Linked DNA regions of Homo sapiens: region 2 is linked to region 1. Evidence: chromatin loops called from intact Hi-C (ENCODE). Cell type or tissue: body of pancreas. All regions are shown on one strand. Links, peaks and the distances in the headings refer to the core of each region. The heading gives the core; the rest is flanking DNA.

Evidence for each region. Peaks named below come from ENCODE experiments on the same cell type or tissue, not always from the same donor. Only the 100,000 strongest peaks of a DNase experiment are listed, where the experiment ranks them.
Region 2: it touches region 1 in a loop (2.1-fold over the local background); 20 of 110 quality-filtered maps call a loop at or near these places.

The regions. Positions count from the first base shown.
Region 1 is chr2:227,111,922-227,120,532 of GRCh38, reverse strand. COL4A4 (collagen type IV alpha 4 chain) reads left to right here. Exons shown (of 48, transcript NM_000092.5): 6 at 594-638; 7 at 1,772-1,888; 8 at 5,837-5,905. Among named protein-coding and RNA genes, the nearest start is that of COL4A4, 48 kb to the left of the region's middle. In body of pancreas, for the core only: no CTCF peak of the experiment used is centred there; no DNase peak of the experiment used is centred there.
Region 2 is chr2:227,028,881-227,037,491 of GRCh38, reverse strand. COL4A4 (collagen type IV alpha 4 chain) reads left to right here. Exons shown (of 48, transcript NM_000092.5): 38 at 4,011-4,082; 39 at 5,216-5,344; 40 at 5,437-5,547; 41 at 6,894-7,049. Among named protein-coding and RNA genes, the nearest start is that of COL4A4, 130 kb to the left of the region's middle. In body of pancreas, for the core only: a CTCF peak has its summit at 3,921 (motif pointing left); a DNase peak (open chromatin) is centred at 3,921; H3K27ac peaks cover 331 bases.

The DNA.
Region 1 (8,611 bases), core at 585-8,584:
GGACCTTTAAATACATGTGTGTACCCAGTGAGAAGTTATATTGTTTCATGGCTTTTTAAAAAACCTACATGACATTAATTATATGCATCACACTGAGTTTTCTCTTTTCACTCAACAATATGTCTTAGAGACCATTCCTTATCAGGCTATGTAGATTGAACTTATTCCTGAAAAAACATTGTATAATATGCCATAGTATGAATAAAACTATAGTTTATTCCCTGTTGATGAGCACTTGAGATTCTACCCCAACTTTGGGTAGTGCAGATGTGCAAAAATAATCCTATCAATTGCCTGTGTTCACAGTTAAGGGTTTGTTACTCTAGGATCGAGATTCGGAGTGTTAGATTTCTGTTCACAGCATGTTGAATGATTTACTTAAATCAGTACTGCTAGGCTGTTTTCCCAAGTACAAAAGAAAAGCACAAGAATTGGTTCTTAAATGTTGGCTTTTAGACTCATCATGTAAAAAATAGGTGACAATGACTGCTCAGCATGTTTAAAGATGAGTAATTAATTGTTACTATTTTCAAGTAAATCAGCTTATTAATTTAATAATTTTTATCTCTTTGTTTTATTTTCTGGGATTTTAGGGTCCAACTGGTGTTCCTGGATTTCCAGGTTTAGATGGCATACCTGTAAGTATCCCTAAATTTTCTCCACTTTTTTCAAAAAGGCAGAAGTACTCATCAAAATCCTTAAAACCACATGTATATATACATAAAATATATATTTATAGAAACCACAATATATATATTATATATAGCAAATATTTGCTATATATACCACAAGCAACGTAATATATATATATCTTTCACCATAATATATATCTACATATATAAAAGATATATATTAGATATACAAGATATAGAATACATTAGGTTGGTGCAAAAGTAATTGCGGTTTTTGCTGTTACTTTCAATCCCCCACAATTACTTTTGCACCAAATATATTGTATATATAAGATATGTATAGTATGTATACTATACAATATGTATCTTATATTTTACATATATAAAATCTATAGTATATACGATATATAGCTATCTTACATATATTTTATATAGTATCTTATATCTTACATATAGTTTATATATCATAATATCTGTTAATTATATATTGTATAACATGTATAAAATATGGTGCAAGATATATATATGTTATGGTGCATGGTATATATTATACATAGCAAACTCTTTTTATATTTTCTCATTTTAGTGCATGAAAGGGTGTTTACATTTAAATTTTGTACAATAACTCCCAGAGCAAAACACTTTACTTGGAAAGCAACGTTTTCTAACAGGTTAGAGAAAAAATTCCAAAATATGAGCTAGGTATACTTGTTATGTCAAGTACAATGTTCTTGAAATTAATGCATACTCATAAGGAATGTTTTTATTTGCTGATGAGTCCTAATATTTGTAGTGAGCTTAATACTCCCATTTCTCATATGAAAATGGAATGGAAAAAAAAAAAGAGGTATGTGGGGGCTTTATAATTCATTATAGTATTTCTAAGGATTTTAAGGAAGGTCCCCTCCTCAATTTCCCAGAGTACTGCAAACTAAATTAGTTTAAATTTGTTATCTTAAAAAAAATTTAGGTTTTATTTTTACATGCTACGTAGCCTTTTGGGGTAAAGAGAAAGTTTCACAAAACTAAACAGTAAATGTGTGAATCACAATTGCCATAATTTGAGTATTCATATTGCATAACCTTTATGTAATGATATTTTCGCAAAAATGCTTCACTTATAATTTTGTTTTCTGCAGGGGCACCCAGGGCCTCCTGGACCCAGAGGCAAACCTGGTATGAGTGGCCACAATGGCTCAAGAGGTGACCCAGGGTTTCCAGGAGGAAGAGGAGCTCTTGGCCCAGGAGGCCCCCTAGTAAGATACCCACAGTTCATCTTAACAGGAATCTTAAGTGAACAGGCCCTGTGGTGGAACAGGCTTGATGTATTCAAGAAACAGAGTTAATACAAGTGTGCCTGGAGCATTGTCAACAAATGGGAGTGGCTGGGGGATAAGGACAGAGAGATAGGCAGGACTTAGAACATGCAGGACTTTGTGGATGATGGAAGGAGGCTAGATTTTCTTATCCATGTTAGGTAAAGGCACTGGATGGTTTTAAGGAAGGAAGCAACATGATCTGATTGATGTTTCATTAAGATGTCTCTGGCTGCTGTGAAGAGAATAGATAGTAGGGAAAAAAGAGCAGAGAGACCAGGTAGCAAAATGTAAATTGTTTATCATTCAGGGTTAATTGCAGAAACAAACCCCACTAGGTATTTTGAACAGAAAGGGATCTGCTACAGGGATTCTGGCACTTATTATAATAGTTGGAAGAGTAAAACTTAGGACCACACGAGACCACTGATTTCAAAGGTTCACAGCTAGCTGAGATCCGGAGTCAGGAAGCTGTAACTGCACTGTAACCACTGCCTGTCACCCCACGTCTAGACACTAGCAAACAGAACACTCAAGTTTCTGCTTTCCTGCTTGGCAGCAACAACAGACCAGGAAGAGAATCTCTTCCAAACTTCTGCCTTCCACATCTCCTAGGTGGAACCTAATTCACATCCAGCTATAAAGGAGTCTGGGCAATGTAGTTTTTATCTTTCTAGCCCCTGTAATGCAAAAAAATATATTAGAAAAGATTTGGAATGGATGTCCAGCAACAGTTGATAGTATCCAGCACTTGGGGGAAAACTTACGGCTCTTAGCTTTTTTTTTCTTCAGAATTTTGGACTTTCATTTAAACATAACTGGAGCAAGAGCTACCCCCCATATTCCCTTTCTTTCTCTCTTTTTCTTTTTCTCACTTAAATAAAGATCAGAGATTATTTGACCTTTCCAAATTGTTTTTCTGTGATTTTTTTTTTTTTAGCATTTCTCCCTTCCTTAATAAAATATCATTTCACAAGTTTCTTTCTAGAAAGTTTTCTTAGCATGACCACCATAATCATTCATTCTGCTGTCACTCACGAGTCTTCCTTTTGCTCCAGATTCTAGAGGAACTGATCTGAACACTAAACTCAAAAAGAATTTTCCATACTCACATTTTTCTTCTGGTATCAAATAAGAACATCCACCACCTTTCATTGTTAAGTTTTTCAACCATCCTTTACTTTCAAACTCAGCCATTTGAAAACTCAAGTGCAGTCTGGTGAATGCACATTTATTAAGCTCCTCAAATCAGGCCAAACCTCATTCTACAGATTCATGAGCATTCAAGAGAGCAAGGGTTCTCAGTTTTAACTTTAACATAGCATGCAGTACCAGCCACAATCCTGAAGTTTGTCATAATGGTCTCTTTGCAAAGCAACCAACTTCCCCTTGACTCATTTACTATACAGACACCCCTCACTTTGCACAGTAAAGTAAGAATGACCAGGCAAGCTAAAAACCACGCAAAGAAACCTTATCAACTGATGAGAAAATTAATATTGTCCCATGACTTTTAAAATGTTTTGTTAAAACATTAGAAACTTTGCCAGTTATATAAGGAAATGAAAAAACTAAATATTTCTTTAATATACTGTAATTTGAAGCATTGAGAACCAAAGTGTTTTATTTCTTTGTAAAAACTTATCAAGAGTAGTTTCAACAGTACTTGCCTTTTTCTCATCATGTAACTTGTGATACTAAAGGAATATGTCTTTTATGTTTTGAGGAAGTATGATACTCCTAAGTTCGGATCTGTTTCCAGTGTTGTGAAATATCTCTCAGGGTTCCTTTAATGTGAAGTTTTCATCTGTGTCACTTTACCTAGGACGCTGTCATCCTTTTCATCACAACCACTTTCCTGGTTTCTCTTTACTAAGTTCCTCTGGCTGCAAATAGTCTCTCAAATGACAACAATCTCATTATTCCCATGATCAGCTATTGCTTCTATAACTCCACTTATGTTTTATTTGAATTTCATTTCCAGCATTACCATTTTCATTTCTTTGCTTCATTTTCATCATTATTGGCCGATTTCCTCTTCCAACTATCCATTTTTGTAAAATGTTATTTGGGTTTATTGCTGGGAGATAAGGAGGCAAGCCAGCTACAAACTTTGCTGTCTGTGTCTGTGTGTGTGCTCTGAATAATACGTGTGCAGGGGCCAATCACAGACAGACTTTGACAGAAATCATTGAAACTGACCCATTAGTCCCAGAGATGTTCTTTGGATCAACATAGAAATGGATCCTTCTGATCTTAAAGTTTGAAACCTATGTGTTTTATCTGAGTTCCTTCCTCAGGAGAGGACCCCCAGGCCTCTCAAGAAGTATCAAAGAACTGAAACACACCAGATCATGGCATCCAGACAATGAGATGCCAGACCCCTGATTTTGTTTCCTTACCTAGGTCCTGTTTTCCAATACATTGTTACGTTTCTTCCCTGCTATGTGAACCCCTAATTTTAGTCAGTCCAGGAGATGGATTTGAGACTGATCTCCCAACTCCTCAGCTGCAGCACCTAATTAAAGCCTTCTTCCTTGGCAGTAGTCGTCCTCTCAGTCATTGACTTTCTTTGCAACATGTTTTGGTAACATCACGTGATCATGCAGTAATCACAATTCACATCTGTTATTTATATAGCGATTTGTGGGCTGAGAGGATAGCAATGAAGTTTGTACGTTATGCAAGTACTCAATACACAATGGTGACTGAAATTTGAACCATGTTGTTGGAGAACTGGTGTTATTTAACTTAACTATGAAACTGAAATTCATTCAGACTGGAACTGTGCAAAGCCAAAACTGCAGATACTACCAAACCTGATTTCTCAAGTAAATTGTTGATGCAATTTAACCTTATGCTGTTAAATATCTCCCATCAGAAGCCAAGTCAAGCACTCCTCTAAGAGAGATTAACTTTGAAATGTATATATCTTTCATATGAGCTTGATATATAAAGATGGTAGGATTTTTATGTGGTAACCAAGAGAAGATATATTAAGAATTGAAGTAGGGGCCGGGCACAGTGGCTCATGCCTGTAATCCCAGCACTTTGGGAGGCCGAGGCGGGTGGATCACGAGGTCAGGAGATTGAGACCATCCTGGCTAACATGGTGAAACCCCGTCTCTACTAAAAAATACAAAAAAATTAGCCAGGCACGGTGGTGGGTGCCTGTAGTCCCAGCTACTTGGGAGGCTGAGGCAGGAGAATGGCAGGAACCCGGGAGGCAGAGTTTGCAGTGAGCAGAGATCGCGCCACTGCACTCCAGCCTGGTAGACAGAGCGAGACTCTGTCTCAAAAAAAAAAAAAAAAAAAGAATTAAAGTAGGATATTAAGATATTAAGTAGGAAAACCTTGGGGAGGGGAAGAATACACTGAGGTTATTTCATTCACTTTTAAAAAATATCCTAAGCAAACTAGCAACTATATACAAAAACCTTCTGAAAGGAACATGTTATGTTTTTAAAAATAATTCTTAGGCCTATTTTGAATACAAGTACTGAAATGGATAAAATCTCTCTCTCTATATATATATATACGTTTTACTGTTTCTAGGGCATAAATTAACAATTGCAAAATTAGTTATTTGTAGGAACAATGCATGTGTTTTATATTGTAAGGAAATATGAAAATTTTCTGCTAAATAGCTATATATGAGTAGATATTCTGTCTTAGAAGATTCCTTAACAGATCTTAACTGAATATGGAGTAAATATATGTGAGAACCTTAGGGTGATAATAATATGGAAGAGGATACAGAAATGTCTTCTTGTTAATCATGTCAATAATGGTAATTTTAACTGATGAGTTATATTTTATATAGAAAAGAAAATACTGAAATGGTAATATGCTATTTTCCTGTTAAGTACATACATATTTTATTTTCAGGGCCATCCTGGGGAAAAGGGAGAAAAAGGAAATTCAGTGTTCATTTTAGGTGCCGTTAAAGGTATTCAGGTAAGTATTATGATCATGATGGGTTAAAAAATTTTTTCTTCCAAATAGGTAAGCCCATGCAGGAAATACTCAGACAGGATTTTTCTTCAAAATGTCCCTGAATACACCAATTTTTATCATTACCCTGACCCTCAGGGATGGCATCATGCTTTTGTGTGAAGGCAGTGGCTTTAGTCGCCAGTAAAATTCCAGCACTGTAAAATTCCATTACTTCTGAACTAGTCAGAACTGCAAGGGATGTATTTATTTCAAGGTTTCTCAACTCCTGACATTGTGGGCCACATATTCATTTGGTGTGGGGCTGACTTGTGCATTATAGGATGTTGAGCAGAATCCCTGGCCTCTGGCCTCTACTCATTAGACGCCAATAGCATCCCCCACCTCTGAACTCCCCAAAGCGTATATCCAGACATTACCAAATGTCCCCTGGGGGGAAATCACCCCAGTGGAGGACCACTGATTTATTTGTAATTAAAACATTGTAATATTAGTACTTGCCATCCAGTACAGTAAAAGTCACCATTATTGAACTTGAAAATGATGTAAACCTTATAGCACTTTGCTTGATACATTTAATGGTGTTGTGTTTTCAGCAGGGAGTGATGTCCAAATGTTCAGAAATAAACTCTTGAGTGACCACCTCATCTCTCAGATGAGAAGCCATGGATGAGTGATGGGGATCAGTGGAAATGATGCATTAACAGGAAAATACAGCCCATGTTCAAGATGTGTGGTCATTTCTCTTAAGGAAGAATATTCTGCAGCAATTAGATAGAACTAGTCCTAGATTGCTTCTATGAGACCCTAGGTTCTGTGCCACGCAGAATGGACACACCTGAGCAGTGATCCCTTTAGTAAGCTCACTGTTTATGTGTGTAGCCTCTGTGCCTATTTGTCCTTCTTAAACAGCAAGAACGATGGATTTGTTTATAGCTTAAATGATATATTAATAAACTAAACGTCAACAGCAGGGTCATTCTAGGAACCAGGATGGTGTATTGGAAGGAGAGAACTGAGGCTTACTCTCCACTGTGACTTTAAGCAACTCCCTTAACCTCCTCAGCCTCATGTTCGTTATTTGTGAAAGAAGATTAAAATAATATTTACCCTGCCCCTTTCTTAGTGTTGTTAAGACTGTTATAATAATTTATATTGCAGCACATTGTAAATGGTAATGTCCCATATTAGTTATAGTGAGCATTTTTTTGTAATTGTGGTAATAGAGGACATGTGACATACAAATATAGAAGGGGGATGAATATAGAGAATTCCTTATCTTAAGGGGAAACAGAAGATCCCTAATAAAAATGACCTGTAGATCAATAACCTTTGAGAGACAATGCTCTTAAGAGTCTATATCCACTTTATACTCATTCTAATGGCTATGATAAAAAAAACAAATCTAGCAATTGTTGGCAACTACATGGAGAGTTGGAGCCTTATGCATTACGGGTGGGAATGGACAATGGTGCAACCCCTGTGGAAAATAATATGGTAATTCCTCAGTAAATTAAACATAGAATTACTATATGATCCAGCAATTCCACTTCTGGATATATACCCCAAAGAACTGAAAGCAAGGACTTGAATGGATATTTGTACATGCATGTTCATAGCAGCTTTATTCACAGTAGCCAAAAGGTGGAAGTAATCGTGTCCATCAACAGATGAATGGATAAACAAAATGTGGTATATTCATCCAAAGGAAGACTGTAAAAGCTTTAAAAAGGAAAGATATTCTGACACATACAACAACATGGATGAACCTTGAAGATATAATATTATGCTAAGTGAAATAAACCAGTCAAATATCATATGATTTCACTTATATAGAAAAATAGTCAAATTCATACAGATGGAAAATAGAAGGGTGGTTGCCAGTGGCTGCAGGGAAGAGGGATGGGGAGTTAGTGTTTAATGAGAACAGAGTTTCCACTGGAGGAGACATAAGAGTTTTGGAGATGGATGGTGGTCATGGGTGAATAACAATGTGAATGTACTTAATGCCACTTAAGTGGCATTAAGTGAACTACCTGTACACTTAAAAATGGTTGAAATGGGCCAGGCGTGGTGGCTCACGCCTGTAATCCCAGCACTTTGGAAGGCCAAGGCGGGTGGATTACCTGAGGTCAGGAGTTCGAGACCAGCCTGGCCAACATGGTGAAACCCCGTCTACTAAAAATACAAAAAAATTAGCTGGGCATGGTGGCGCATGCCTGTAATCCCAGCTATTTGGGAGGCTGAGGCAGGAGAATTGCTTGAATCCAGGAGGTGGAGGTTGCAGTGAAGGGAGATGGCGCCACTGCACTCCAGCCTGGGTGACAAGAGCGAGACTCCATCTCAAAAAAAAAAAAAGGTTGAAATGTCATATTTTAACTTACATATATTTTACATTTTAAAAAAAGAGGCTTCATTCAAGAGAATATATAGCCTTTGATCTTTTAAAGTAGGTTGAGTCTCAGCACAGAGTCACAAGGCGATAGAAGTAGACAGAGGCTGGTGTGAGGCAATTTCCACCTGAGTTTCTTTTCTGTCCACTCTAGGGTAGTCAAGGGGGTCAAGATGTTTATAAAGCATAGCAAGGTGTGGAAAGACACCAGCAACAGGTAAACTGTGAGGAAACGGGACCACTGGATTGAGAATTTAGAACAATTTAAACAAAGAAAAAATCTCATTTTGATTCCATGTCATTACTTCAGCGACCTT
Region 2 (8,611 bases), core at 152-8,151, 83 kb after region 1:
CATCAATGATAGACTGGATAAAGAAAATGTGGCACATGTACACCATGGAATACTATGCAGCCATAAAAAAAGGATGAGTGCATGTCCTTTGCAGGGACATGGATGAAGCTGAAAACCATCATTCTCAGCAAACTAACACAGGAACAGAAAACCAAACACCACATGTTCTCACTCATAAGTGGGAGCTAAACAATGAGAACACATGGACATAGGGAGAGGAATATCACACACTGGGGCCTGTCAGTGGGTGAGAGGCTAGGGGAGGGATAGCATTAGGAGAAATACCTAATACAGATGTCGGGTTGATGGGTGCAGCAAACCACCATGGCACATGTATACCTATGTAAAAAACCTGCACATTCTGTACATGTATCCCAGAACTTAAAGTGTCATCATCATCATCATAAAATGGCTTGATTCCTAGACTTTAAGTACAAATGCCCTTTAAAAGGAGAACACCCAGTTCCTAGTTGGAAAGTAATATAAGATTGAAATAATGAAAACCTAAAGAATATTACCTGTAGCATGACAAGAACTGGAAAGAATATGGATTTTGTATCCATATTTACTGGTAGCAAGTAAAATGTTTCATAAGAAAAAAGAATCTGGAAATGGCTTTCCTCAGAAAAGAGATGCCATGTCCCTTAGAGCTATGAACATCATGGAAATATTCTCCCCCCGCTTTTTTTACTAGATTACTCTCCTCCTGCCCTTCCCCCACAGCACTTACCACACTGGATGTAATTGCCTGTTTGTTCTGTCAAGTCAGGGACAGACTTGTCCCGCATCGTCTTGACAGCACCTGCCAGGAGGTACATTTGGGGCAGACTCTGTGCATTAGGAAACCATATCTTACACCCTTAGTGGGCACTCACATATTTGCTGATACAAAAAATATTTAAATCTTATTTCAGAATCTTTGTTAATAAGAATCTTCCAGGTTTTTCAACCATTACTTATAGTCACAAAGATCTCTCTTCCCATCAGCTTTGAAGTTAGGGTGAGCAGCTGTCCCGTTTTGCCTGGGCCTGAGTGGGTATTTCAGGATGTAGAAATTTCAGTGCTAAAACCAGGAAGAAGTCGCAGGCAAACAGGGACACGTTGGTCACCCTATGTGTTAAAAGTATGAGCCCATATAAAAGCTCTTGGGTGTGTCGAGTAATGTTTTCAGGCTTTAGAACAAAATACAGCCTGAGAGTGGGAATGCAGTCATAAAGAGTTCGCTGGCTAACAAAGATGGGAGCCACAATTCCAGCTGGATTGGAGGTTACATTCACTGACTAGAGAAAGAGCACCCAGCCTGAAAGTGCAGTGTGCTGCAGCCTTAAATGATGGTTGTTTAGCAGGAGGATGACCAGAGAGGTGAATAAAAATTCCTCATTACCCAGAAATGTGCTTTGTTAGCCTAATTGCCTCTCATCTGCACTGTATATATTTTATGCATGAACAACTTTCTGATTTAGAGATGGGATTGATAAAAAGCTTTCAGTAAAAAGGAAAAATTACCCTTACAACCCTACTCAGATGTAGCTGCATTCAATTTAGAACGATAACATTGGGTCAGATAAGGGTCGGCCAGTTCAACAATGGCGAGAGGCTGGGACCGTGACAACCTAGGATCTGGATGTGTTGATGTGACAATGGAGAGCTGGCAGAAGCAGAGACATTCCACCCCAGCCAAGTCCCCAAGCCATCAATCTTGGTGACTAAAGCTGGAGATCAAAACATGTGGAAATAGTGAAGTGGTCCCCCCGAAAATTTATCATTTCAGATAGATTGCAATAAATACCCAGATTTGGCAGATAAAGAAGGTCTGTGTGTTCTTTTGGTGCAAACTTGAAACGTTGGCTCATAAAATAGGAAAGAGGATTGGAGAATAAACTAAGCCAGAACTGTAAAAAGTGGTTAGGAATAAGAGATTTGGGGAAAATAAAGATGCATTCCCATTTTTTTTTTTTTTTTGGTGCACGAGAATATGGCTCATTTGAACCAATCTAAATCCTAGATCTTAAAAGAATAATGACTGTCTGTTTCAAGTACTGATGATAAATAGAATGGAAGCAACTAACTGTGCCAGCTTCTAATAAGAATACACAGAGGACTTGCTTAAAATGAATAGACAATAATTAGCACTTGAATTATTTATATGCAAACTGATACCTCTAACTTCTGTAAATTATATTTGTCCTATAAATCTATTAAAGAAAGATATGGCATACAAATAAAAATTCTACCCTGCTCCTTTTTGTAGCTTTCTCCCTCATCCACCTTGTTCCATATTTTTTCATTCAGTCACTCAACAAACATTTATTGAACACATCCATAGGACCTAGTCTTGAACTCCTATTTACCCTTGAGCAGGGGAGACAGTCACCCAAAGACATGATTGTTTCACAGTGTGGGGTGGACATCAACAATCAAGGGGGTCCTATATCATGGGGGTAGGTGAGGGGCACCTTCTGTGTTCAACCTTATAAGCTGATGGTATTTTTATCCCAAATTTGAGAGATGTGACCCTACACTAAGTAAACAGGCTGGCTGTGCACCGAGAGGCTCTATACACCATGGAATACTATGCAGCCATAAAAAATGATGAGTTCATGTCCTTTGTAGGGACATGGATGAAATTGGAAATCATCATTCTCAGTAAACTATCGCAAGAACAAAAAACCAAACACCACATATTCTCACTCATAGGTGGGAATTGAACAATGAGAACACATGGACACAGGAAGGGGAACATCACACTCTGGGGACTGTTGTGGGGTGGGGGGAGGGAGGAGGGATAGCATTGGGAGATATACCTAATGCTAGATGACGAGTTAGTGGGTGCAGCACACCAGCATGGCACATGTATACATATGTAACTAACCTGCACATTGTGCACATGTACCCTAAAACTTAAAGTATAATAAATAAATTAATTAATTAATTAATTAAAAAAAAAAAAGAACAGCTACTGGGTGGAAGATCTACTGATGAGATAGGAAGTTTTCCAGGCTTGACCAGAGGCTGGGAAGAAGCTTCAGTGCTCGTAGCCATCAGTGGGACAGGACTTGTGAGAAGGCACCCAGCAGATGGCTCAGTGCCCTGGAGATGCTCGATAAATATTCCTTACCTGCTTTCTTCCTTGCCTCTCCTCCTCCAACTTTACCAAGGGCCATCAAGAAGTGTCATTTGAAAAGGCTCTCGTTCAGACAACTTCAACACAACTCAACATACGTTGATAAAAAACCTTAAAAAAAATTTTCCACTGGAAGTGTTTAGTGACAACTTCAGTCAAGCCAGGCTGGTGGACGGCTCTTTGGAGAACTAAACAGAAGGTTCTGAGAGAAGGCACAGGCATCAGTGGGGTAATGTCTGTTTACACAGACGGGAGTTTTCAGTGATCATCGCAAAATAAACTTAGGTTCTGCAGAAAGGCATCAGAATGGTTGTGAAAGAAGTGACTGCAAAGCAATAGCTGGAGCCACACTCGCCATGCAGGCCTGAGCATCGCAGGGCAAGCATTTGCCAGCATGCCACAGGCGCCATGCGTCCTCTCGTCTGACTGCATCTCCATGAGTAGATCCTGAAGAAACCAGGAGCCTGCAGCCCCTAGGAGGGTGCAGTGACCCCAAGCCTGGGAGGTGTGAGGCCTGGATTTGCTCCCATCCGATCTCTTTCCTCATGTAGGGTGATTTTATTGTCATAAAATCAAAGGTCACTTCCTATGCCAAGATTCAGTAATTCTAGACCATATCTGGTCACGATAGGATCAGAAACCAACAGCAGTACTTTAAAACCAAAGAAATGTTTGTGTTAAGCTGTCTTGGCAGAAAATCTTTACCGGATGAATGTGTTAAATAGTCCTGGGCCTGGGTTTCCACCCTGATGATGAAGTCCAGACGCTCAGAGCTGTTTGCTGGCCCCAGCAACGCGCCCTCTGCTGGGCAGTGCCTGCGTTTGTGGCTAGAGTGAGTACCGGTGGCTGGTCTTCCTTTGGGTCACAGGCCTGTGGTGTTTTTCAGGTCCCTCCGGATCACCTGGCCTGAACGGCTTGCATGGATTGAAAGGTCAGAAAGGAACTAAAGGTGCTTCAGGTAAGCACCTAATCGATTCGTAACAGACTGAGCTTCAGTCCATGGTTCATGAGAGAAAGTGGTACCCTCCCTGGTATTTCTGCACTTCATGAGATTTGGAGGCAAAACTGAAAAAAACTGGCTTAGGTTAGAGACACACTATTGGAGCTATTTTTAGTGCTGAAAATGACATATGAAAAGGACATTTGAGAAAACCCTATTTAAGAAGGAATGGTTGGTTAACAGTGTCTTTTGTTGGTATTGCTTGGAATTTTCTGTCCACTAAAAGTACTCTGAACAATTGAGCCAGATTTCAAAATGTTATCCTAACAAGTAAATAGCTGGGGATTTTAGAATTTTTGTATTAAGTATAGTAATGCTATGTTTGACCACATGGGTCAAATTAGTACTAATAGCATCCTTTTATGGCCACTGCTAAAACAAATTACCTACACAATTTGCTGTTATTTTCATACCGCAAACAGGTTAATCTTTGACAAGTGTATCTTGTTCTGTTAGTATAATGCACATTTGTTGCGTTACTTTCTCAGAAAAACCGCTTATGATCAGACAAAGTAGCTGAAACCTAACATGCAAATTTGAGTGACCCTGGGGAAGAGGAATTGTGCTGCTAGGTTTGAATTTATTGTTGGAGAGAGGTGAAATCTTTCTAGTTTGGAAGATCCAGTAATATAGTCACTTAAGATTCATTTAGTAGATCCTCCAAATAGATTAAATGTGTGTGCCTTCCAAGAAAACACTGATGTCCTTCCTTCCCAGTGTGAAATTCCACAATAGTTCTAATCATGCCAGTTTCCACCTCAAATTTCAAAGCAACTTATGCATAATTACTTATTGTATCTCATTTGTTTTTACTCTCTCCATTGTAGAGGTGGGAGGTTGGTATTGCCTCTAAGTTGTTGTTTTTTAAAATCTGGAAAATAACTATAAAAGAAATAAAACTTATGGCTGACCAGTGTGATAGGTCCTAAGAGAGAAATGGTGCAGACATTTGGATCACCACTGCAACCAGTTGTTGGTGTCTGCAGAACCAGCCACTCCTCTGCCGCTATTGGGAAGTGGTTCCTTTTCAGGCACTATAACAGGGACAAGAAAAGAGAAGATATAGTATTAATTCTGTTTTCCCCATTAAGGTTTGCATGATGTGGGGCCACCTGGTCCAGTGGGAATACCTGGGCTAAAAGGGGAGAGAGGAGACCCTGGGAGCCCAGGAATCTCTCCTCCAGGTCCTCGTGGAAAGAAAGGTCCCCCAGGACCCCCAGGTAAGCTGTAGCATGCTTTGCCCTTCTTTCAATAACTAAACCAAAACCTTCCAAATGCAATGAGGATAACATGTGAACATGTCTCTTCTTAGGGAGTTCAGGACCACCTGGTCCTGCAGGTGCCACAGGAAGAGCTCCTAAGGACATTCCTGACCCGGGTCCACCTGGAGATCAGGGACCTCCTGGTCCTGATGGCCCAAGAGGTATGAGAGAATCATGACAAAGGATGGCAGTGCTCCCTTTGTTAGATGCTGCCAGCTCTGGAGGAATGTGGGACCAGAGAGTGGCAGAATAGAAGCACTGAAGCAGCCCCCCATCAGCTTGGCAGGTCGATAAGTGGGACACAGTTAGGGTGGGACTTTGGGTAGTGGTGGGCTCTCAGGACCATATCCAGGACCAGGACTTGGCCCTCTCTTCAATTTCAGCTCTGTTAGACCCTCGTCTCTTCAGGCTAGAAACTGATAAGCAAGCGTTTCTTATCACCAGCTTGATGCTGACCAAATGTCTTCAGAAGTGGGTGGCAAGTGGGAATCGCACCCTCCTTGTTGGTCTCTAGCAACTGTCACATAAACCACTGGCACTAGCCCAGAGTGACAGGATGCAGGCTTGTGGCACACAAGAAACAGTCTCTTCATGTGCTGCTGACAGTACATGTTGTTTCTTTCATCACTTCACAGGGACAAACTTTGGTAAGGAAAGATGTTGGAAGTCATTACTAAGCTGACCAAGTAGGTTTAGGCTAGAGCTGGGTTGGGAGTTGGGAGAAGAGTGTGGCTCCGTGTGATATCTTGCTAAATGCAGGCAATTGCATTCATACAAGCTCTTAGAACTCTTCCATAAAGACACATGCCCATCATCTTTGAATCTTTAGGATTTTAGGGATCATACACTGAAAATAATAAAGCTCTCAAAAGTGCGCTAAGAAGTACAGAAGCTAAGTAGGAATATAATTGGGGTCAATTTATTCCTATTTGTGGGAACTTGTTTTCCATTAGGATTATAAATTTAATCGAGTGAACATTCCTTTCCCACCAGACATATTTCCTCAAATGCCTGTCTATCTGTCCATCAGTCTATCCATCCATCCATCCATCCATCCATCCATCTGTCCATCCAACCATCTATCCACATATCCATCCATCCATCCATCTTATCTATCCATCCAACCGTCTATCCACCTATCCATCCATCCATCCATCCATCCATCCATCCATCCATCCATCCATCCATCTTATTAAAGCAGTAAGATGGCAATGCAAACAAAAACCCAAAATGATATTTTCAACAGGAATGACTTTGAAGGGAAGGAAGGTTTTGCTTGGGTTCATTTTGTCTAACAGTTACCAACCCATTATCTACACCATTTCTCAACTTGGTATTATGATTCATTCTATTTCATTTCTGTTATCATTGACTTTCTTATTCTTCTAATTCTCTTTATTCCTTGCTTGCAAGTCATTGAATTGTTTTTCTTCGGAAGCTGTCAAGCAGCCAGTATACACATTCGTCTTTGACTAAAAGAATATTTTTGTCTCTTCTCTGTGGTCAGGAGCACCTGGGCCTCCAGGCCTCCCTGGGAGTGTTGACCTTCTGAGAGGGGAGCCAGGTGACTGTGGTCTACCAGGGCCACCAGGTCCCCCTGGCCCACCAGGCCCTCCAGGATACAAAGGCTTTCCAGGATGTGATGGAAAAGATGGCCAGAAAGGTATGAATGTTGTTCCGTTAAGTAATATGTGAATAACTTGGTTATCTTACCCTTGAGGGTCTGGGGTACTGTGCCGCCATTTCTATTTCCTATGCAAACAAAGTGACTACCTTCCAAAATGTCCTTATTTCCCCAAAGAGTCCTGAAGTTTGGGTCAAAGTTGGACAAGTAAAAGGAAGAAACACAAGTTCATCTTTAGCCCCTAATAATACTCTTGATAATCTTCCAGGCCAGAATTGAACAGTAGAAATGTAATGCAAGCCACATGTGCAATTTAAAAATATAGTAGACACATTTTAGCAAGTAAAAACAAGTGAACTTTCATACTTTATGTGATTTAACATAATATATTTAAATATTTTTATTTTAACATATAGTTAATATACATTTATCAATGAGATAATTGAGCTGATTGTGCAAACCTAATTCCTTTTGCAAATAAGCCACTCCTTCTTCCTGCTTTTGAAATCCCTTGTGTGTTCCACACTGACAGCACAGCTCAGGTTGGACTGGCCACATTTCAAGTGCTAACTAGCCATGTATGGTTAGTAGCTTCTGTATTGGACAGCTTAGTTTTAGACTGCTGACTTTGCTTTTTTATATTCCTGCAAAGATCCCGAATCACTGAATTTCCCCAGTATTTGAGGTTAAAATATTTATTTTAATCAATTTTTATCCAACTGCTAATATTTGGGGAGATCAGTTTTTGGTCACCAGAATTTCAGAGAATTTTTAGGTTCAAAGAAGCTTTTTGTTGAAAAAAGATGACTAATGAGTATCCATTTTAACTTCCCTATTTCATAAATAAGGAAGCTGGATATCAGAAAAGCAACAGTTGAAATTTGCAAAAAGAGCCCAGTAACGAGCACCTTGCCTGAGTTCTGAACCAAGTGTGAAATAAGGCAAAAGATTAGGTCACAGATAAAAATCACTGTGAGGCCGCCATGACTATAGTGCAAATGGCATCTGTGGAATTGTGCAGTGCACAGCCTGTAGAACAGTATGGAGCAAGCCTGTTCATCTGTATTAGCAATGAAATCAATTTTAGAGAATGTGGCTCAAATCTATGGGTAAGTAGGCTTCCAATGATTGAACTTCAGAATTGGACTGACGTGCTAACACTCTAGTCACCAAGAGGAAGGAGGAAGGGGCTGGCTAACACTCCTCCTCCTTAGTTACTCTAGGGAATAAATCTCTACCTGGACATGAAGTTCAGGACTGAGGAAATAAAACACCATATGAATACCAGTGATCTACATAAGGATACACAGGGAGTTAGAAATATTGGTGGAACCGCTAATCATGCTTCTTGACTCCCAGTCCAGAGAATATAAAGGCCAAACAGTGCTTCACTATAAAGAGAGTGAGTTTCCTCAGTTACCTTTTATGACTTACACAGTGACAAATATCTCTTAGGCACCTGCAGGAATATAGCAGTGAACAAATTTAAGTAGAGTTTCTAATCTCATAAGGACAGAGTTTCCGCTTGACTCAGTGGTTCATGCCTATAATCCCAACACTTTGGGAGGCCAAGGCGTGAGGATCCCTGGAGGCCAGTATAG